3 separate regions of the Mus musculus genome follow, and all the other regions are linked to region 3. A link is a loop called in an ENCODE intact Hi-C map of the cell type or tissue named here. Cell type or tissue: left cerebral cortex. All regions are shown on one strand. Region 1 has its middle 290 kb from the start of Gm39886. Region 2 has its middle 6.7 kb from the start of Gm39886. Region 3 has its middle 160 kb from the start of Gm39886.

Region 1 (8,000 bases), 120 kb after region 3:
AGCTGTGTGAGAAGGTATGGGAAGGTTATAAGTGAGGGGACGTGGGAAAGATTGGAGGGAGGAAAAGAGAAGGAACGAATGTAATTATTTTTTATTAAACTATATGAAAATAAAAGTGAATTAAAATGAAGCATAAAATGGAAAGGCAACTAGAGACACAGAGATCTGTTTTAGTGTCTCTCAAAGAGAGATACTGAAACAGGGAAAGCAATCTGGATCTCCCACAAGATCTTATGACTTCTATATTAAACGTCAATTGTGTGACTTTAGATTTTCAATCACTGTGAGGTTTTAGTCTCTTCAATTACTTTGGCTAAATCCTTTCTAGGAAAGGTTGCTTTGAGTCTCATTATTCTCTCCTTTGTCCTGAGCCAGATGGTTTCTCCAGAAACTATGCAAAGTTCACAGAAAAGCTCTCTGATCCATTCTGCACATTGGAATTCTCTCTGAGTTGAAGCTGCTGTTATTTCTTACTTTCTACTTTCCTTTGGGTCTTTCAATAAGCCAACTGGAAGATAAATCCAGCTATGCAGTTCCTTGTAAACAGCAGAAATGTGTGGGACATTTATTGAAAAGGTAACTTCTGGTTTCTTGTCCTGGACATCTGGTCTCCAGATTGACTTGGAAGGAAGTGGTTACTCCTTCTCATCAATAAGGAAAAAACAAAACAAAACAAAACAAACAAACAAACAAACAAACAAACCAGCATAAACTGAAAAATCAACAATGCCAGGGAAAGATAGTTAACCCAAAAGGGAGATAGGCAAAAAATACTATGATTTATGGAATAGAAATCTCTCCTGGAAGCAGTTTTGGGGTAGAAACTCTAAATTCAAATTCAAAAATGTCTGTAGGCTCCATGCAGATATTTTGAGAGTTGAGAAGCTCAGATGGCTACAGTCATAGGGTATCGGCACTAGGAGATATACCAGGATTTAGCAGTAAATGTCAGAGGAGAATAAGTTTGTACATCTGAATAGAAGTCACATAGACTCACAGGGACAAATAGCCACACTGAAATATGTCAGAGCATTTCTCTTCTTAACCCAGACTACTCTCAAAAGAAGATGCTTTGTCAGAAAGCTCAAACTATTAGGGTATTATGAATGATGTAGAAGAAGGGAAATAATTTGCTATAGCCCCACTAACTATGCTGCCCCATGCAAGCGAGTCATGTTAGAAGGACGCAGAGGCACTAGGGAGTGAACAGGCAGAGTCCAGGCTCACCACCATGCTGTGTTTGAATCAAGGCACCAAGGGGGTTTTTCTTCACATATTTTCTTACCCTGTCACCAAAGTGCAATTGAACATATTTTTAAAGGCTAGTCTGCTAAACTCAACTTACAAAAATAGAACTGCTTTATTCTAATTAGCTAACAAATAAAAATATCACTCTACTGGCTTAAATAAACCACCCAAATATATGTCTGGTATCAAACTGCACACACACAAAACTCTATGTATGTAATCTGAGTGATCGTGAGTGAATCTCTAGTGCTTCAGAATGACCATTCTAGTACATAGACATAGAATTCCCAGAGGGATTTGGAGTTTTTCTCTAGTTTTCAATAAAAAAATTCTAAGGCATAACAAAATACCTATATAAGGGGAGAACATGCATTAGAACAAGAGTTAGACAACGCAGAAATTGTAGAATTATCAGATAAGGAATTTCAGACAATGATTCCTATTAAATTCTATGTGAAAAGTAAAACAAACAAACAAACAAAAAACATATGAGAAAAAGTGGAGAAACAATTTCCATAGAGGTGAGAATTATAAGAAATATTCAAAAGAGATGCTATCATACTGTTTGAAGTGCTAAGGGTAGGCACCTGTGGGGTTTCAGCCATGGATGGGTCAGCTGGATGACTCTTCCATGCAAGGCTCGAGGCACATCACAGAAGAGGAAGCAGAAGGAGTGTTAGAGCCGAGGAGGAAGTGGACAGTTGTGCAATGCTGTCCTCTGCATAGGACATGCTGAATGCATACAGGAACTTACATTAATTGTTACCTATAGAAGACCTGCACAGTATCAAACCAGTTAAAACTTGCCTAGCTGAGAGCAGCTATTGGCAGTTAATGACTGGAGTGGGGTGTTATTTATTTTTTTTTAGGAGTGTGGGTACTGGTCGGTTCCACGCAGCCTAGGGGATGATCCCACCCCATATGTGTATGAGTAGCACTAAGTAATTGTTCACACAAAATACAAGAGGGGAATGTGAACTTGAGAGGAAGACGTATGGAAGGAGTTGGATGAAAAGAATGAAGGGTAGATATGATTGAGATGAAGTGTATATATGTAAAATCCTCAAAGAATACAAAGAGGAAGTATATTATTTAAAACTCTAACAAAAGTTCCTTGATGGCCTTATTAGTAGATTTGATGGGACCGGGGAAGGAAGATGACTCAACTTACATGTTTCAAACGAAAAGGCAAAGAGAAAAGTAGTTAAAGGAAAGGAAACAGATCAGTATATCCAAGGATGCAGGAACAACTACAAACTGGGTGGCATGAGGAAATGAGGAGAAGAAGGGAGGGGCTGAGCAAACCTTTGGTGCAACAATGGCTGGATTTTCCTGGATTAATTAATGTCAGGCACTAAAGTGCAGATTCAGGAACCAAAGAGAACGCTTTGGAGGATAAAGCCGAAGAAATGCTACAAAGGGCATTGTATCAGACTTCAGCAAATAAAAGATAAAACCCCCTGACATTAGCCAGAGGGGGGATCTTCTCGACAGAGAAGCGTATATGAGAACTTCATTCAGCTTCTCTTCACAAACTGCAGGAGTGAGAAGAGTGGAGTGAAAGCCACAAAGAGGTGACAGAGAAATGTGTAAATGTATTTTCTGAATGTGGCATTTATACATATGCAGATTTGCATTCTGAGTTGGAGGGAAGACTTGAAAGCTAGTCAGAAATCGATTTGACTTGTTGGTAGCTGGTTAGAAAATAAACAAATGGCCGTTTACACCCTTCTACACCCTTTATAATGTGTTTTCTTTTTTGTTCCTAAAATATTTTTCAACCCTCCATTAGAGTGGATATCATGACTTGGTTTGACCATTAGAAAAGGCTAGAAGGAGACACAGTGACATATATCTATGGACTCAGTCAAGATCCTGTCTTTACCATATGAAATGGAGCTGAATCAGCTTGGCTAGTCTATTTCATCTCCCCAAATGACAGTCCAGTGAAAGTCGGCTAAAATTGCCACCATGCACCACTGCAGACCTCAGATGTATAAAGGATCCCAAGGAGAACAGACGAACTTGCTAACCAAACTGAGCCCACATGTGGAGCTTAATAATATGAGATAATTAAAGGATGGTTGCTTTAGGGGAGTAAGCCTTGATGTGTTTTGCTATGTAGCAACATTGTCAGGGATATCTCATAGTCTCTGCTTTTATCCTCTGACATCTTGGCACGAGACATCTTGAAATATAACCATTTCTCTCTCCCTTCTTGCCTCCCTGTCCCCTTCTCTCTCTTCTTGGCAGTCATTGTGAAGATGGAGTTCAGAACACTGCATAGGCTAGGCCATTTGTCAAACCCTGAGCTAAATCCTCAAACCTCTTCCTCTTTTAATTGGCAGCAATAAATACATAGTGTCATAGGGTTGTCATGAGCTCACATGGCCAGATATCATAGAAGGGCTGGGTGCTACTGTTGTTTCCTTTCCTAGTGTGAACAAAACATTATTGACAAGGCTTCTGTGTGAGACCTTTTGCTTTTATTCACTTGCTTCTTGCCTTTCTTTGGGGGGTACAAAGGAATAAAGAATAAGAAATACAATCTAAAAATTCTGTTACCACAGCATGAAGGTAACAGAAACTGAAATAGAATTCTCAGAGTTCAAATCCCCTACCTTAATATTTTCTAGTTGTACAGAGTTGAGGCACTTAATTTCTTTTTTTTTTATGATTTAGCTCCTTCCCTTTAATATAATACAAACTATACTGAGCTGCTGTGAAGAATAAGTGATGTTTCCCTAAGGTGCTTATGTCATTGGAACAACTCAGGAACACGTGAGAATGCTGCATATTATTTTTATTGTTAAAACTTTAGCATTGCCTAGAGAGGAGCTGAATTCTTGCTTGCACAGGATTTGCCGAAGTTTCTGAATTAAGCAAAAGAACCCAGCCACTCCTTAGTTGCCTAAAGATCAGTGGCCATTTGCTAGAGTTAAGCCATCTGGCAGGCAGCTGGTGGACACTCTGAGTCTTTATAGACTGTCATAGTGAACAACTGATCCAGAAATAACACACTGAAAGGATCCTGAAGGGAGCCAGCACGTGGGAAGTGGGAACAATCCATCGCACTGAGAAAGTGGCATTTGTTAGCGTGAAGATGGATTGGGGTTTAGCCATTGAACAAGTGAATGAACGTGAAAACAAACAAAGCTCACAACAACCATGCAGTTGTCAATGTGACTAGGTTAAACAATCGATCTAAGGTGAAGGGTTTTTAGCCCTTAAAATGGGCAGCAGCACTGTTGGGGAAAAAAAAAAAGCCTCAGATGCTATTTAAAAAGAACCACAACACGTTGTTGATGATAAGAAGAGAAGAATATAGAAGAATACAGGCAGAAGATTTTTGTGGGGCATTAGTTATAGTTGTCTTTCAAGTCAACAGGACTGGAATTAATTTCTCATTTAATAGCTATGTGACCTTGGCCAAGTGTCTTTGGCTGTCTGAATTTCATGATCTTACTTCTAACTTATGGAAATTCCCCTTCCATAGAACTAACAAAGGGGTTAAATCACTTAAGTTTATGGAAGGCCTAACCATCACTGACATCTAAGAGAGGCACTTAACGAACAACATTTGCTGTTATGTTATTGTTATTCATTTAAAAACCACCTGCCAAAATTTTGGTTTTGTCAGAGTCTCCTCTGTGAACAGTCCTTTCCTGTGGCTTCTTTGCTCTGTTAGCCTCTGCGCTCTTCACACACTCCATAGAACTTTTGACATCTGGCCCTTTGATATCCAACTAATGACTTGGACATCACACAGCTCCTTAGTTGCCTCCTGGGCTGACTTTGACACTGGGTCTCTGTTTCGCATTTTCTTGTCCATTCAAGGTTTTAATTTTGTTATATATTTTCCTTGTCACTTAACCAAGAGATCAAAGAAAACCATGACACCTAAGGAACCATCTAAGGATAGAGTTAGTGTCAGGAAAGTGGGGAGCAGGGCCTGTGGGTCAGCCAGAAGAAAGGAAAGGGTTAATAGGCAATATAATATTAGTACTTATCTAAAAATTGAGTAGACTTTTTTTTTTTTTAAATGTGCTCTTACTGTGAACCAAGTTAGGTCAGATTCAAGCTTTTAAGTTAGGGACAGAATTTAAGGGTCACTTAATGTTGAATATTTGGAGAGTTCCCAGTATTTCTATAGTACTTTACTTCACCTCAGCTTTTCTGTATGTGAATTTGCCATTTCTTCAGTGTCTGTGGCTTCTGTTTTATCACATTCTGCATTACCCAAGGTCCAGGTGTTCAGACCAACCCATGCAGGACAAGGAAGTGATGCTTCTAATGCAAGGTCTGGGATTTAAATTACTTGTCTCCTCTCTGGTATACATGTCTTGCAGGCTTTCTGAAGATTTCAAAAAAAAAATAATATGTCCCTTGTGGTGTTCATAAATAAATGCAATAACTAATGATGTGCAACTGCTTTTTATTAAAATCCATCATTTCATTTCTTCCAGCTGAGAATGTTTTTATGACATTATTTCAAATCCCAAGACAGGTTTAATGAGGAAATGAACCAAATCATAGAAATGAAGCTGGTCACAATACCATTGTTCTTCGAATCCTTCTTCTGTGCTCTATTTATAATGCAAGCTTGGGACTGAGCCATCTTTGTACTTTGTCTGTGGGATGTGATAGAGTGTTTTTTGTTGTACAGTGTCTTCCTCTATAAAGTAGTGATATTAGCACTGCTTTTGGAGGGTTGGCTTCAGAGCCAAATGTGATCACAATATCAAGGATATTCACAGATATCCATGTAGATTTAATGGATTAAATGATATCTTTTATCATTAGTTTACCTATAAGCAATTAGTTTTGAGGGTTGCAGTGTGAGGCTTCTGAAAGGTTGAACCTTGACAATTTTAGCTGGGAATTGAGTTGTTATACACGAGTAGGACAAATAATGTAGAGAAATGTATAAAGGCATTTCGTTTTGTTCATTTCAGAATAATTCACATGGATGGTCTCAGTATTAGCATGCTGCAAACACTGTTTCTGTAAATTACCATTTCTATCTCTTTTAAGCCCAATTTTAGCTCTCTGAGCTTGAGTTAATAGTAGCAATGAAAGTGGTAATACTCTCATCCTAGTATTTTTAGTCTAGACAGTGTATTTTTCCTAAGATAATCTTTAGATATTTAACTTGAAAAAAAAAACAGGACATAAATTCTCTCCTTTACAACATGATTGTGTGTTGGTCCATAAAATCTACTCATGAACTAATAATCACATTCTAACGTACATGTTTTATCTTATAACAGTGGTTCTTAAACTCTGGGTTTACCTCTTTGGGGTTTACATATCAGATATCCTGTATATCAGATATTTGATTATGATTCATAACAGGTAGCAAAATTGTAGGTATAAAGTATCAATGAAGTAATTTTATGGTTGAAGTAACTACAACATGAAAAACTGTATTAAAGGGTCACAGCATTAGGAAGGTTGACAACCCCTGCATTAAAAGTTTGGTTAAGTCTCAAGGAAACAATATGTCTGCCTTCGAGGAATTTCTAGATCTGTGGATATATATACAAATGTATAACTCATGTTTTTCACATCTCAGGAGATACCTGATGGTTATATTTCCAACAATATATAAACAAGAGCAAAAACTACATTTGTCATAGTTACAAGCACTAGCTATGGTACAGAGGTACAACAGAAGAAAAATTTTGACCCAAGAATGATTTTGAATATAATCAATGTGCAAAAGATTTTACTTTAATATCTTTTGGTTAAAGCGTCCAAAGTTTAGCAGAAAAACTCAGAAGGCTATATATTTGTTCTCTGGAATATCTATGCAATAAAGAGTGTTTGATTTCAAGAGGAGAAAGGATGTGTTCCTAGCTCCTTGGTCACATGTATTGTCTAACCACTAAAATAACTAGTTTTCTTTGATCATATCATGGGAAAGCTATTCAGAAGGCAACCAGCTTCTCTTAACATACGTCACATTGTGCATGGGGTAAGGACAGAACCTCTGTATTCTTGCTTTGTAAAGACTCTACTTGTTTTATACTCATTTTCATTTGGTGTTTGGTTCACATTTATGATTCATCCCTGGACTTAAGATCTATGTTTCCTTTTTATAATGGATTTTAATGTGGACTCATTGTCATTGCAGTGAGTGACTAGAGACATATCTCTTGCTTGTGTCTAATCCTTACTCCATCCATCAGAGATGCTCTTATTATTTTAAAAGAGAAACTTTCTCAAAATCTTATAGCATGTCAGTGTCAGAGCACATGCGTTAACTCAGGTGTATCTGTTTCTAAAATGTGTTCTTGAAACAATCTTTTTCTAGGGTTGTTTTCATGTATACGACTCTCTGTGATGCCTCTGCCTGTCCCAGGCTATCAAATCTGATACCTAGTTATACATTCTTGGTGACTCAAAGTATTGTTGAATTTGTTTGTAACAGGTCATATCCGAAGGGTCTTTCTTATCAAACTCTTGACAAGGCTACTGTGGTTTCATTTGCTGCATGTGACAGGCCTCAGAAAGGGCATCCTGGTGTCTCTATTTAACTTTGCAGCCACAACATATGTTGTTACCACTGATCATCATATATGCATAATTAACACACCGTGCTGGAGGAGTGAATGTACAACTGTTGGCCTTCAATCAGCTTAACTTCTGTTTAGCTTGAACATGTAAATGTTCAACTTTGGCCAGATATGGTAATTTTATTATGTGCATAGCACTAAATGGTGTACACTATGTATTAACTTAATAAATAA
Region 2 (8,000 bases), 170 kb before region 3:
CTTTCTAAAGTCAAGGAGGTTTCTTCTGGAAACACTAAGGAGAACATGTTCCTTCACTTTTCTCAGATTCACTGGGGGGCCTTGGCTTGTGCCTCTTTCTTCCACCTTCTAGTTTTACTCCAAATCCCTATTCCTCCTTCCTGCCTTCTTTTCTTGCAACTCTGACTCCTCTGAGACTCCCATGTTCCATCAGGGTCACCCAACAATCCAAGGGGAATCACTGTCTCCCAATATCCTTAAATCACTTCAGTAGAATTTCTTTTGCTATGTAAAGTGACATTTATGGGTCTCAAGAATATGAATGTGGGCTTAGTCAAGGAACCAGTATTCAGCTGACCACATATGCATAGCTACAGATTGTTATCAGAACTGTTGGGGTCCAGGGCTCACCTCACGAACCACATGGACACTGATCTCAGTCAGACAGGGATGGCTTGTTGAGCTTATGCCCAAGTCTGATTCAGGCCACAATTCAGGCTGTGACCTTGAGTTAAGATCCTACAGGATTTTAAAGCCTAAAATCCACAGACATCTGTGCCAAGTTATTCTACCAACTGGGATTTAAGGATGAGGGATTTCCTTAGGGAAATTGTACCCTTATCCTGATCCCATTCATTGGGGTATTCACCTGTGGCAGGGGACTTGCCTTGTCTAACACTCATGCCTTAACTTGCCAACCAGGATGTCAGTTAGCCAAGTACATGTCTCTTTCTGCCAAATAGGATGTCAGTTCCTAAAGAGGTCTTGGGAACTTAAACTTTACTTGACCCCAAGTCAAAATGGAAGTCTTCTTGTATTGGTACAGGTGTCTCTCTTATGTTGGCGTCTATCCCAGGGGCAGCTTATAGAAGCAAATACCACAAAAAATATAAAAGCTTATATACAAGTGTAGAAAGTGCTGCTGGGTGGTTGGTTAGGGCCCAAGCTCATTGTGGGTAACTATACAAAGCGTCTACTGACTTCTATTGTGATTGGTTTCCAAGGGCACAGAACATAACAGAATATGTAATCAATTTGGGAGTGAGAATGTTTCCTAGTAACAGTAGGAACAGCATATGAGAAAGTTTCCGTATAATACTAGTAATGGCACAAAATGGAAGGTTAGCCAGGTAGTAGTTACCTAGGCCTTAATATTTTACCTAGGCCTTAAAATTCCATCTAGGCCTTACAAGAGCATTTCATGGCAATTCTATTCTTTTAGTAGCACCAATTATCTACTAAACAAGTTTCTATTTTGTCTTTTTTTTTCCAGAGCTGAGGACCAAACCCAGGGCCTTGTGCTTGCTAGGCAAGCATTCTACCACTGAGCTAAATCCCCAGCCCCCTAAACAAATGTCTAAACATGAGGAAGAGCAAGGTCAGAAATCAATGGGTCAGAATACAACATGTTCCAGGCCTTCTAGTAAAGGAGAAAGAAGAGTGGGAACTGCAGTTCTCAGGTCACTGTTTCTTCAACTATAGTGGCCTTTTCTTTGAGAAGGAGTATTCATTTTTATTCATGTCATTAGCTATCCATTCGGTAATCAAGTACCTCTTCTGTGTGGAAAATTCTGTTCAATGTTGGGAATAAAGTGAATATCATAGTTTTGGTTTTCAAGGGCTGGAGAGATGGCTCAGCCATTAAAGGCTAGGCTCACAACCAAAAATATAAGGAGTTTATTTCTAGGGAATAATCAAGAAAGTAAAATGTATGGCCACCCTAACATGAGAAGCATGTACCACACGCAGAAAGAGCTCTGAGGAGAGAAGAAATGTCTGTGTTTCTTTAAAGTCAGATGTAGGCCTGACAACTGACATGATAGCTGAGTATTTCCAGCTACAGAGTGTGTTCCCAGAAGTAGGGTAGAGCAAGCAAAACCACAGGTCGATGGAAAGACATGATGAACGGGGTGGGACGGGACTCTCAAATTCATTACTTCTGGAAAGCAAATATCGAGCGTTAGCAATGAGGTGGTTTGACTGGTAGAGAAGATTGAAGTACCAACAGTTTTGCTTTTGTTCTTTAAACACACCACTCCCATTTTCACTTTCTGACACACAGAGTATTTCTCCAAGTCCTTAAGACTCTTAAAGCACTGTTACTAATGATGTCTTATCATTATAGGGACTCTCCAGTGGAGTGTGGCTGGAGTAGGCCCAGTTGGCGTCTCCTCCGAGGTTGACAGCTGCTCACTGGGTGGAAGACCTCTTCCTGTCTGGACAGTAGGTGATCTGGAAGGAGATGGCCCTGGGGTCACTGGCTGGCACCCTCCCCCACCTAGAACATACATATGGGAAGAAGACCTGAGGAGCTGTGAGCTGCAGGGTGTCCAGAAGGGTCCTACTAATATTGTTGGATTCTCTGGATTCAGCCATCTCTAAAGACAAAATTGGAAACCCCACGTGACACTCAGGCCTCTCTTTTGCTTAAAATATGTGCTTTAAAAAAAATCTCTTACAAATGAAGACTGATGGCATTGGAAGCTTTGGTTTTACTTAATACATGGGGAGAGCCGCCTCCAGCTGACTTAACAGGAGGGGCCTGATATCTGACGTCTTTAGGGCTTTTCATGACCAAGAAGGTAAGAACACTATGAGTGAGGGGCAAGACTTGGGAAGGATGCCATTTGTTATGAATAGTCACCAGGACAGGGAAGTAGGAGCTGTCCAGGGTTTGATGATGGGCATCAATTGCTCCTGTGAGATTAGAGTCCTAACAATCTTTCTTGCGATGAAAATACCAATACAACCCATCTTGATTGTGTTTGAGTCAACAATTTCAAATCTACTGTTTTTGTTTGTTTTTTCCTTTTCCTGCCTGTCTATCTATCTGTCTGTCTGTCTGTGTTTCTCATTTTTATTTTTATTATTTTTTTGAGGTTTTCTTTTGTAACAGCTCTGGCTAGTCTTGAACTTTCTTTGTACAGGCTGGTTTTGACATTTTGACATCTACCCGCCTCTTCTGGGATTAAAGGTGTGCACCACCATGCCCAGCCCAAATTTACTCTTGAAACAGTAAAGTGCTTACTTCATAAAAATTTTCCCAGTGTCAAAGACTCAGCAATTTTTGCCACCTCAATTGTAAGAAAAAGTAAAGTGCTAAAATGAACTTTGGTTCAGATGTTTCTGACAGGATCTTGCTGTGTGACTTGAGACAAATTACTTAACTCCACTGGGCTTTAGTTTCCCAATCTATCCAATGAGATTAGCAATATTCACTTTTGTTGATGAGAATACTTTTGGTTGCATGAAACTGAAAATAATCCAAGTCAAAGCAATGGTAATTTTAGGTAATGTTTGATCTAACTTCTTAAGCCCCGATTTTCTTACTGCTTACTTCCAGGCTCCATCGCCAGCGTTGGCACTCATGTTGGAAGCACACTCTCTTAGATGTCTCCAATGCCTGCCAGCACATGATGGGACATCTACTCCATGAGAAGGAGGCTGTACCTGGGTGTTTCTGGTGAGTTCTTGAGATTTCATTGACAACTGCAGAGATATCTGTACTGTGACCCAGTTACTGTGCTCAGGGAGGAATCTACACTGTCTCCAAGCCAGTCAAGACCCATTCTTTTAGCTGAGGCAGGTCAGTGAGGACAAACTGCAAAGAAGATGTCTTCTCAGGCAATATTTTGACAAAAGGGAAGTGAATACAAGACAACGCACAGCAGGCACATGGCCACAGGAGACAATAGATTGAAATCTTTAGCATTTGGCATGTGGGAAACACCCGATTAATATCAGCTTTGTATAGTAGTTACTTTCCTTCCTCTTATAGAGACATGTTTTCACAAATGACATGCCTATAATGTAGACCAAGTTGAAAATATGACAAGCCGGGCCAGCATTCATTGCCAGCATGCCTCTGTAGGAAGAACGGGAAATCAGGAGAGCCTTTGTGCTGTCAGAAGCAGAGGCTGGTGATACAAAAACACTTGCCAAAGTCCATGCAGCCTTAGAACAGAAGCCATAATCTGCCCTCAACCCCCAGCCCTGCTGTCTGCTCCCCTTGACTGCTGGCCTCTCACTGGCTTTTCCTTTTTTTCAGGTTTCTGTATAGAGCAGGACTCAGCGACCAAGCTGACAATGATCTATGTCCCCGGGAGTCCCCGGGAAAGACTACAAACCTCTAGGTTAAGGGCAGAGGCTACACCTGGAAGCTTCCATTTGAGAAAACGCTGTCTGCTGCTCTGCCCCTGTGTGTTCCACTCTGCCACCACAGTCAGTCTCAAACCTGTCATAATGTGGGAAGCTGTCAATTAGGGAGGCCACTTCCAGCTGCGTTGTCTGTGTCCACTCTATAGCACTCCCGTCCCACTTCCCCTAAATGTGCCCATTAGGGAGGGAAGGTCCCTGTTGTAAGATTGCTCCCTGATGGAGGCAGGACACAGAACAGCCAAATTTATGTCAGAAAGCTGAAATCATTTATTGCTGACAGCAGTAATAATGGGGCCTCAAACATGACCTAGTTTATTGCTCTCAGTGCCTGGTCTGAGTTGATAAATTCCTTTTCAGAGGCCAAGTGGGCATGTGGGAATCCAGAGGGAAAGTTGGCACTAGGGCTATGGTGGCTCCAACCTCAGAGTGCTACAGAGAAAGGAGTGAGCTCAGGTATGCTCGTCATTACCCATTAACAGTCACTACCATTTGTTAAAGTGATGAGCTCTGGGATGTGCATTTTAAACACATTTTCTGTAATCTACAGTACCAGCAGGCAAAATAAATATTAGTCCTAGTCCAGTGATAAGACAACTAAAGGTGGAGCCTGGGGCTGTGGAGATAGCCTAGTGTTTGCCTGATGGATACTAGGGCTTGAGTAGAGTCCACAACTTATACACCCATGCACACAGATACACGCGCGCGCGTGTGCGCGCACATACACACACACACACACACACACACACACACACACACACACACACACACACACGCGCGCGCGCCCAGAGACAGTATTCATCCAAGATCAAACAGTTAGCCAATGAAGATGTCCAGTGTGGATGCAGTTCTGTCTGACTCCTGAGCCTTATCCCTCTCACACACTCATTATTCAGCATCTCATTGGATTTCTCTTAAGTTTCTTGCACGAGTTGGGTATTAAAGCCGTTTCCATGGTAGTTTGAGTTTCTGGGGTAGGGAGCCATGGGCGTGCTCTTCTGACAGGAGCCTGGAATGCTGCAGCGCTGAGGAGATGCATGTGCATGCTTGTGTGCGAATCTTAATTGCATCTATCACGCTGCACCCTGCATCTGTAGTAATACTTTACTAATTGTGGTCCTACATCTCTGCTGGCAGCCTGTGGTAATCCGAAGGCAATAGGCTAGAAAGAGACTAATGAGAATGATATCTTGATTGATGGGGCTGTTCTTTCTGGATTTCAAAGGACCTTGTTATGATGACAGCAGTCTGTTTTCACACCACACGTCCAAGGATGAGATATAAAAGTCCTGAAAACCTAAACCATTCAAGAACCTTAGAGGGCAAGCCCTAGAATTGAGCTATGTCTCAGACCCCGTGAAGCTCAGAGCCTCAGCTGCTCATGACATCTGAAAATGCCAGACATGGCTCTGAAATGTCCTGCCCTTCGCACGTATTCTTTGCTTACATGACCCCCTCCCCCTTTTCCAACGGAGCAATGGTGTATAGCAATGGTGCTCGTCTTTAGTAGTTCACTACTGGGTAATTCGGCCCCTAAGTGGCTCTCTCTTCTATGAACAGCTACACTCAGCCATATTTCCTTGCCCTGAAAATGACAGTGGGACAGCACGCATGGAATGAGTGTCCCGATTTCAGACTTCATCTGAGGTCCAGATCAAACCTCTTCATCAAGCTTTCTGTTTAAATTTCCTTCCTAAGCCATTTAATTCTTTTAACTTAGAACAACTCTAATACTTGTAACCTTACAACATTTAAATGCTGCTGTTGCTGCTGCTGCAAGTGTTAGTGCCCAGCGCCTGTACACTTTTAGGACTTTCCTGAGCACACACTGTGCCAAGAGTAGAATATAAATTTAGTGTTTAGGATTGGGAAGAGATAAACAGAGACACCAGGAAGGAGAAAGGCACAAGAAACAAACATCTCTTTCTCGGTTTCACAAAGAGGTGGCCTGTTCACCGGCTAAGAATTGGTGGAAAGTTCCAGAAAGACTGGAACTCCTCTGATATGATCACTCATATAAAACAAGTAGTTCTCTCATCAACAAAGGGCAATGTGTCTTCACAGAGAGGCTTTCCAATGCCATGTTCCTGTCAGGATGTTTTCTGAAAAATGCCAGCAGATAGTGTCCTACGCATGACCCACTTCCACCCCATGTATCTTGAATGGAGCCCAGAACTGGCTTCCCACACAGATGGTCTGACAACCTGGTGTGACAGAGAGGAAATGAGCTATTTTACAGAGTGTGTGAGAATTGAATGAAATGAACAAGGCATACTGTTCCAGAAGAGTGTCTTGTGATATCAATAGCCAGGAGCCCTTTCATCTTCTTTTTGCTTTTTGGTGACTTTGAAATGTCTCCCACTCAGCAGACACTCCAAAAAAGTCCTCTGATGCACTGAACAAAGGATGAGAAAGGGTGACAGTCATGCATGGAGTGTCACTCAGCATGTTGGGATCAGGGCTTATACGCAGCATCTATTCTTTCTGGGCAATTATAAATCAAAATATTATTCTTGTAAATATATTCTCCAACAAGACTCTTGAATATGCCAATTATCATGAGGCAGCCCATTGTTTTTGTAAGTTTGAAGAATCATGTCTATGCCTCTATGCAATGGTAACCCGATGAGCATCAAATATTCACTTTTCAACAGGTTACTTTTATCACTGACATCTAGCATTTTCCCATGAACAAATCCTCGGAGACAAATGAGGTGCTTTGGTGCTTTTCTGACAGTGTCTGTGCCCCTATCTGTCAGTCTGTTCCTACATCCATCTGTGTGTGTGTGTGTGTGTGTGTGTGTGTGTGTGTGTGTGTGTGTGTGCGTGCATGTGTGTGTGTGATCCATTTATCCTTCCAACATACCTTACTTGAGCACCTACTGTGTTGTCAGGCACTGTGCCAGGGAAGACACAATGACGAGCAAATCAGGCTTTAGGAAGAGTTAAAATTCACTTACACATAAAATTATAGTTGTAACAAGTGTTATGAAGTAGGGGTTCGAGGCTGCAAGAAAGACGAGGAGGGAAATTTGCTGAGTGTGGGGACTTAGAGGTAGTCTACTGAAAGCCATGAATGAGCTGAAAGGAAGGTGCTAAGGGCCGATACGCAGACAGCAGAGAATAGCGTGTGCAAGAGCAGAAGTTATTACTTGCCTGTGGCTTCCTATATTAGTAACTCTTCTGTTGTGATAAAGCCCCATGACCAAGGTGACTTATAGATGGAAGAGTCTATTTGGCTTTAAGAGTCCATCATGGTGGTGGGGGGGCATGGCAGTGAGCAGGCATAGAGGCTGAGGCAGGAAGCTAAAAGATCCATGTTCTTAACAGCAAGTGTGAGGCAGAGAACTACCTGCAAATAGGGTGAATTTAACCTTTCAAAGCCTCCCCTAAGTGATTTAATTCCTCCAGTAAGGCTGCACTTCTCTGTAACATCTGTAAACAGGTAAGTACCACTAACAAGGGATGACCAAGAGCTCAAATGTCCGAGTCTACAGGGGAGACAGTTGTCACTTAAACCACCACACCCTGTAAGAGATGATCAGACTTAAAATAATAAAAATGGTAGTGTACAGTTCTGTAGTTAAGAAATTGGAAACGTGTCCCACAGCAGAAAGATTAAAGTGTGGGGAGGCTGTGCTCTTTGTGAAGGCTGAGATGATAAATCTGCTCCTTGCCCTTTGTCATGCCTACAGGCTGTGCTATCCCCAAGACTCAGAGCATCTTCCTTGTTCCACTCCAATATCTGCTCCCACTATTGTATCCTCATCATTGCCTTCCTTTTTCCTAACCACCCTGCTTCTCTGTGACTTCATTGGTCCACAGGGACAATTCAGAATAATAGGCACACCTCAGTGTTCTTAATT
Region 3 (8,000 bases):
TATGCCATAAGGAGTTGTTTTATTTCTATTTTTCTTTAGCAGAATAATAGTTCTAGGTTTTCCCTAAGCCCATGACCTATATAGTCTTAGCTTCTTGGCTACTTTAGCAATGCCACAGATGGAGTCCTTCTCATAGAGTGTGGCTTACATACAATATAATGCAGTTGGTTGATCCCATAATGTTTGTGCCACTATTGCTCACTATTGCAGGCAGAATGCTGCTGTAGGCTGTAGGTTTTTGTTGTTGGGTGATATTGATGATTATTTTTCTCGTCCTGTAGTGTGCAGGATACCTTACAGAACTGCAAATGTTAGTCACTTGGAGAGTGGAGTTTGGAACACTCAGTCCTAAATGCGTAGTCTCCATCAAAGCCCTCCCCTCAAGGCTCAGGCATCTATGTGAAGAGGGAGAAAGATTGTAAAAGGCAGAGGTGGTGGATAACTCCAAGGAGACAGAAATCTGCCAAACACAGCAGGACTGATACATATAGGAACCCACAGAGACTGTGGCAGCACACACAAGAACTGCACAGGCCCCAACCAGACAAAATACCAGCAGTGAGAAGGTGAAGTAGACACAAGTTCCACCCCTAACCAAGAGGCCATTTGCAATTGATACCTGCTAGAAATGGGAAAATTTGTTTTCTTCAATGGAATGTTATTGGGTAGATCAATCACGCTCCAAGGAAGCCCCCATGCCCTGGTGTAATTGGCCAACACAAATTGGACTCCGTGTGTGTGGTTTGTTTGGTATATTTTGTCTTATTGGTTTTATTTTACAATTTTAAAAGAGGAGAGAAAGAGGTAGACAGAGGAAGAGAGAGGGAGGGAAAGAGAGAAAGAATGAAGTTGGGTAGGTAGGGAGGTGGGGAGGATCTGGGAGGAGTTGGGGAAGTAGAAAACAAGAGTGAAATGTATTGTAAATATTTTAAATAAATAAATTCATAAAACATCAATAGTTTGTAGCAGAAAATACCAACAAGACATCAGAACATTTGCATAATATAGTCATTCCTCCAGATCCCTGAATGCTTAAGTCCCTTTTATAAAGTAAGATAGCATTTGCATATAAGCGTTGCATATCTTCTTGTATGATTTAAATCATCTCTAAATAACTTGTAATGCCCAGTACAATGTAAATCCTATGGACCTAGCTGTGACACCATATTACTTAGAAAATTATAGCAAGAAAAACCATAAGTGGCATGAGAAGATAATTTTTTCCTAAGTACCTTTGATCCATGGTTGATTGATTCTGCTGATGTGAGAACTTTGGTAGGAATAGCCATGGTCAGATTGGCATTGTGTTTGTTTTATTACTTTAAAACATTTCTAATTTTTTTTAATGGAAGTTAAGGAGCAAAATTTGTGACCTACTTACAAAATTCAAGCTTATGTATAAGGCTGCCTTTATAGTAAGGGCACTGTCATTTTCCAGAGTTCTGCTCCATTTTCCTGAGTGGAAAGACACTTGTATACTCCAGTCATTCAGGAGTCACCCACTAGTGACAGCCTGAATTAGCAATGCTGAAATACATCTGCAGCCTGCTGCAGACATGGATGTGCTGTGTGAATACTATGTGTCAACTGTTTTGTGATGAAGAGGAAAATTGAGAATTGCTGTCTTGGCTTAGTCTGTGTGCCAGCTTGCTGTTCCTATTACCCTTCCAAGGAAGATTCAGCTGTACTGCAGTTTGGAGGCAGCAGTTGGAGTCCAATTTGTTTTCCCAGAGAGTATAATTTCTCCTTCATATATATGTCTTCAGACAACTGTTAATATATTGAAGAGGCCTGATGAAGTATTCTGCTAATTGTTGGAATCCTTGGTTGGCATTTCAGGATTGAAGAGAGAGAGACAGAGGAAAAAACCCAAATAAAGCTTATAAGAGGATAAAAATTAATTTTAGTAACAATATAATGCCAATTCTAAGCCTGGCTCTTACAACCAGCCATCAAGTTAATTTAATTCCTCAAACCCCATTGCTGCAACAAAATGTTGCTTAAATCAATTCATTCTTTCATTAGGCTGCCTAAGAGTGCCGGGGAGTGATGGGGAATTACTGAGACGGCATTCATGTTTCAGAGGCCCCTCGGTTTCACTTCATTTTCCATCCTGACATGGGAGTAATGTTCTTCATTTGCATGCTAAAATAGTATTTTTAATTGTAAAAGTGGTGTTGTTAAATTACCTTCAAATGAGTTTATTTTAAACGCTTCATTAAAGTTTTGGAAATCATCCCCTGCATGATTGCATCTCTTCTCTGCTTTGATGTATTACATCTCTCAGAAAAAAAAATATGCTGGCTCTGAGAGAAAGAGAGAGAGAAAAAAATCTCTTCTTGAAAGACTCAGATTTCACAATCTGGCTAGTTTTGAAGTAGAAACAGCAAAAGCCCCACGCTATCGCAGAGAGGCCGAGGGCATCTTCCGTGCCTCAGCTGAGAGGCCGGGGTGAGGGGTGAAGGCAGGTGGCTGTGTTCAGCAATAATGAAAGGTCAAAGCCGCAGAGGTTTCAAAAGGCTTGTGTCAACTTGGAAGATGAAAAGCAGCTTCCCCTGGACGGCTGGTTTGGTTCTGAGGTTTAAATACATCTCACAGATTGTGTGTTCATTTTCATTTTAGCTATCCCCCTTCATACCGCCTTTTCTGGTCTCTTCTCATTCCTTCAGCAATTTATTCAGCATTAATTTAACAAACTTCATCCTCTCTTATCTTAAGCCTTATCATCTGTTTCTCAGATAAGCTTGAAAAACTTTTAGAAGCAAAATGTGTGTGTCTCCATAGAATTTCATTTGCATATTTTTGGGACTGCCTTTACCACATTCATATTTACTCTATAGTAGGTTTAGAAAAACCAGAGTTGTGACGTACTGTGGAAATTAAGCTAATTGTTACTACTTAGTTATTGTCACGGGAGTCTAATTTCCATTCAGATCCAGTACTTACTTTAGTAATAGAATCATTCATCAACAAGTTATTGAGAAAAGTTTACCGAATGGGGCAGAGAATGGGGACAGAGAAAGTGAAGACATGCCAGCTGTGCCACACAGTAGAATATGTAATGTCAGCAAGTGATAGCTTATTTATCAATGGGTAGTTCTGAGGGATGGATCTCTTGCCATCCTTGTTGGTCAAATATAAACTGGTATCTATTTAATAACCCTAACCATTTTATCCTTGAAGCAGAATTTTCACTTCTGTTTGGTGGAATTCCATTGTTTTCCTCTCAACATCTGCTACTGAACATATTTCTGGCTTTCTGGTACTCTTTAAGATACCACATTCCAGTCTGTGTTAGCAATTTACCATGCAACTCACTCTGTAATGGCAAGACCACATTGTTCACTGCACTTACCCAATCCAGGGTAAAGAGAAGGACTCCCATTTTGTCCAAGTTAGTCACTGACTCCCAGACATTACCTTTAACCATTGGCTCATACAGACTTTTAACATTCAGCATGTTAATACATTGTGGGGGCAGATATTGGGTACTTACTATGTCATATGTACTGAGAACTGAGGGCAATAAAAATACTAAAAATAGAGTAGGAATAAAAAGTAGCATCTGTTTTCTCTACGACAGTTTTTGTAATGCATATTTTGTTTTTTTTTAGTTTTGACAATTTTTTTGATATTTTCTTTATTTACATTTCAAATGTTATCCCTTTTCCTGGTTTCCCCCTTGGAAGTCCCCTATCCCATCACCCTACCCCTCTTCTATGAGGGTGTTCTCCCACCCACCCACCCACCCACCCATTTCTGCCTCCCCACTCTCGAATTCCCCTAAACTGGGGCATCGAGCCTTCACAGGATTAAGGGCCTCTTCTCCCATTGATGCCCAATAAGACCATCTTCTGGTACATATGTGGCTGGAACCATGGGTCCCTCCATGTATACTCTTTGGTTGGTGGCTTAGTCCCTGGGAGCCCCCCCGGGGGGGTCTGGTTGGTTGATATTGTTGTTCTTCCTATGGGGTTGCAAACCTCTTCTGCTCCTTCAGTCCTTTGTCTATTGGGAACCTTGTGCTCAGTCCAATGGCTGGCTGCAAGCATCTGCCTCTGTATTTGTCAGGTTCTAGCAAAGCTTCTCAAGAGATAGCTATATTAGGCTCCTGTCAGCGTGCACTTCTTGGCATTCACAATAGTGTCTGCATTTGGTGATAGTATATGGGATGTATCCCCAGGTAGGGTAGTCTCTGGATGGCCTTTCATTCAGTCTCTGCTCAACAGATCAAGGACCTCCACATAAAATCAGATACACTGAAGTAATAGAAGAGAAAGTGGGGAAGAGCCTTGAACACATGGGAACAGGGAAAAATTTACTAAATAGAACACCAATGGCTTATGCTCTAAGATCAATAATAGACAAATGGAACCTCATAAAATTGCAAAGCTTCTGTAAGGCAAAGGACACTGTCGATAGGACAAAACGGCAACTAACAGATTGTCAGAAGATCTTTATCAATGCTACAGCTGATAGAGGGCTAATATCCAGTATATATTAAGAACTCAAGAAGTTAGACTCCAGAGAATCAAATAACCCTATCAAAGTGGGGTACAGAGCTAAACAAAGAATTCTCAACTGAGGAATATTGAATATCAGAGAAGCACCTAAAGAAATGTTCAATGTCTCCCACCCAATACCCGATCATGTTTCCCTCTCCGCACCCCCACCCCCCCGTCCCCTTTCCCTCCCAGGTCGCTACCTTCCCATTGTTGTTGCTTTTCTCTCCCTCCCAAGTGGGACTGAGGCATCTTCACTTGGGCCCTTCTGCTTGTTGACCTTTTTGAGTTCCGCGCTGTATCTTGGGTATTCGGCTTATTTATTTATTTATTTATTTATTTATTTATTTATTGCTAGTATCCACTTATTAGTGAGTACATAGCATGCATGTCTTTTTGGGTCTGAGTTATCTTACCTCCAGCAGAAAGACAGGGCATCAAGTGAGGGATGGGGTTGCCATCCCACAGTCAAAATTCTGACTCATAATTGTTCCTGTCTGAAAGAACTGCAGGGATGGAAATGGAGAGGAGCCTGAGGAAAAGAAGGTCCAGCAACAGGCCCAAAGTAGGATCCAGCTTAAGGGGAGGCTCCAAGACATGACGCTATTACTGAGGCTATGGTCTACTCACAAAAGGGACCTATCATGATTGCCCTTCGAAAGACCCAAAAAGCAGCTGAAAGAGTCAGATGCAGATATTTGCACCCAACGGATGAACAGAAGCTGCTGACCCCTGTGGTTAAACTAGGGGAAAGCTGGAATAAGCTGAGGAGGAGGGAGACTCTATAGGAGGACCAGCACTCTCAATTAATCTGAACCCCCAAGATCTCTCAGATACTGGGATACCAACCAGGTAGCATACACCAGCTGATATGAGGCCCCCAACACACATACAGTAGAGGACTGCCAGATCTGGGTTTAGTCAGAAAATGCACCTAACCCTCAAGAGACTGGAGACCCCAGGAAGTTTAGAGGTCTGGTGGGGTGGGGGTGAGGAGTAGGGACATCCTCGAGGAGACAAGGGATCTGGGAGGACGTATGGGATGTGGAACAGTCAGAGGGTTAAACTGGGAGGGGAACGAAATCTGAAGTTTAAAACAAATTAAAAAAAAAGAGAAAAAACAGAAATGTTCAACATCCTTAGTCATCAGGGAAATGTATGGTTTAGTACACATTATTTCATGATAGCTTTGTAGGATATGATCATCCTTATTTTAAATTAAGGAATCTTTATATGTCAGTTTAGACCTCAAGGAATTGACAGTCTAATGAGGAAGTAAGACACATAAAATATTTCATATGTTACATAATGCATAACAAATGAAACATTCACCTTAACTTCTGTGGTTGAGAAGAGTTCATTAGTTTGGGTTGGTCTACTTAGAGAATACTTTGAGGCTATTGTGATTTTAGGAGTGTGTGGAAGAGAAGCATTGTTCATTCTATAAGTATCTAGAATGCTAGCACCATGTAGCTTATCTTAGAATTTATTGTCTGGAGTTAGGAACTTCTATGAAAAATAAACTAGTATAGTTATTACAAATTTTCTACACTGTACCTACAAAAGAAGAAAGGAACCACCAGGAAGGAATGACAAATTCTTCAATAGAGGTTTGAAACAAAGGGAAACTCTGAGCATATGAAGAGTTGACCATAGCCCTTTGAGACTTGTAACTTTTCTAGGTAACTACCTTACAGTAGTCAGGAAGAAAAGAGGAAGAATACAAGAACACATTTGTTTTAGAAGCACATCACCAATGACCTAAGTCTCAGCGGTATGGTTCACACTTCCTAATATTGCAAGCTGAGGATTGAACTTTACTATGGGTCACTGGAAGGCATTTATTCTTCATTTTATCTGGTCATGTACTCTTTGACCTTGGTAGTCAAAGAAGTCTGAAGTTCTCAGTTACTTCTTTTGTGAATCGAAGCAATGCTGCAATAATGCTAACCTCTATGTGAAACATGGGCCAAATGAATGCATCTGTGCTTAAAAATTCAAAACCATTTTGCAAATATAAAATATTTCATTCCACAGATGTCTCCACTGAATGAGTTGACTTTGATAGTCACTTTTACAGACATTTCCTTTCAAATTTAAAAAACATTCCTCTAATAAAAAGAACTCTATATGTTTTGAAGAAGTATCAGATTCTAGAAGTTGACAGGAAAAGTGTAACCTGAACATGAGATTGTTTCTAGTGGCAGAAAGTAAAGAAATTACAAATAGAGGGAAAGAGGAAAGGAGAAAAATAAAGGGAAAGCAGGAGAGATAAATAACCCTACAATGGTGTGACCATATCAAAGAGGAATAGAGCCAAGTGAAAGAGTACTTACTCAGTGGTCCTCAGAACAGTTTGATTAAGGAAGTAAAATATCATTGTTACTCAAAATATAAAATAGATACCCATGACTGCTCACCAATTTTTCTATGTACATGAATTTCAAATATTTTATGGAGTTATTCTCTTGTTAGAGATATGGAACATATTTACTCCCCTTCCCCAACTTAAATATGGGTTACACCTAGTGACTTACTTCTGATTTATTTTTAATGTGATGGGACATTTCAAAGTCCAGTTATGCTTGCCCCAATAACCTAGGGCACTAAGCACTCATGTATACCAAAATTTACCAGGGACATTGGCTCATGAGTTCCTTGTCTTGTGCCAATGAAGACATGAGTTTATGGGAGTAAGCAGAGCAGCTGCAAGGTTTTAAAACCAAAATAACAAAGTGAAAAATTGAGGAAAATCAAGAGAGAATACCAAAGTGGGAGCCATACCTAACAGATGAAAAACCATTGAACTTTCTTGTCTAGGGGTTTTATGGGGCTATGCCAGAAACCAGGCTCGCAGAGATCTCATGGGTTGAGAGAAATGCTTCCATATATTTTACAAACGTCCCTCAGCCTGACCAGGCTGAGTTGTTTGTGTGCTGCTCATTCAGTTCGCGATGGCTCTGTACATTTATGACTTGGGCTTTGTTAGCTGCTGGCCTTGACTTTCTGGAAGCTGCTAGCCCTCCCTGCCATTTCATTGTTAATGCTGCAAGGGGCTAACTGGCTATTAGTTTGTGTTCTCATTGCTCTCACATTTTCCTAATCACTTGTGGTTTCTCATGCCAGAGAGAGATAACCATCTCAACCGTCAACATATAGCTGTAGTCTTTCTTGGTTACTTCATGTCTAGCTTCTTGTCTATGAACTGATTCGGGTGTGTGTCTGAAGAAGTCTTGTTATTAAAACACTTTAACTTACTTGAGTTGTGAGGATAAATATAGACAATTATCAATTTAAGGATAGTTTATAAAAATATCTGATCAGTATTTTGTAATATCATCAAGGTCATATAACCCAAAAAAATACCTGAGAAGTGTCACAATAAAGATGAGCCTACGGAGACACATAACTGAAATGTCTTCTTACATGAGCTCTGAAATACTATACTTCATTGAGTAATAATGTCATTGTTTGACAATTTCCTCTGAATCAAAACAC

The links. Hi-C counts contacts between places; a loop is a spot of excess contacts. Peaks named below come from ENCODE experiments on the same cell type or tissue, not always from the same donor. Only the 100,000 strongest peaks of a DNase experiment are listed, where the experiment ranks them.
Region 1: it touches region 3 in a loop (3-fold over the local background); 4 of 42 quality-filtered maps call a loop at or near these places.
Region 2: it touches region 3 in a loop (7-fold over the local background); 2 of 42 quality-filtered maps call a loop at or near these places.

The regions. Positions count from the first base shown.
Region 1 is chr2:101,169,259-101,177,258 of GRCm38, reverse strand. No RefSeq gene overlaps it. Among named protein-coding and RNA genes, the nearest start is that of Gm39886, 290 kb to the left of the region's middle. In left cerebral cortex, no CTCF peak of the experiment used is centred here; DNase peaks (open chromatin) are centred at 1,933 and 4,234.
Region 2 is chr2:101,460,951-101,468,950 of GRCm38, reverse strand. No RefSeq gene overlaps it. Among named protein-coding and RNA genes, the nearest start is that of Gm39886, 6.7 kb to the right of the region's middle. In left cerebral cortex, no CTCF peak of the experiment used is centred here; DNase peaks (open chromatin) are centred at 3,923 and 6,341.
Region 3 is chr2:101,290,560-101,298,559 of GRCm38, reverse strand. No RefSeq gene overlaps it. Among named protein-coding and RNA genes, the nearest start is that of Gm39886, 160 kb to the left of the region's middle. In left cerebral cortex, no CTCF peak of the experiment used is centred here; DNase peaks (open chromatin) are centred at 1,605, 2,105, 2,471 and 3,244; H3K27ac peaks cover 1,727 bases.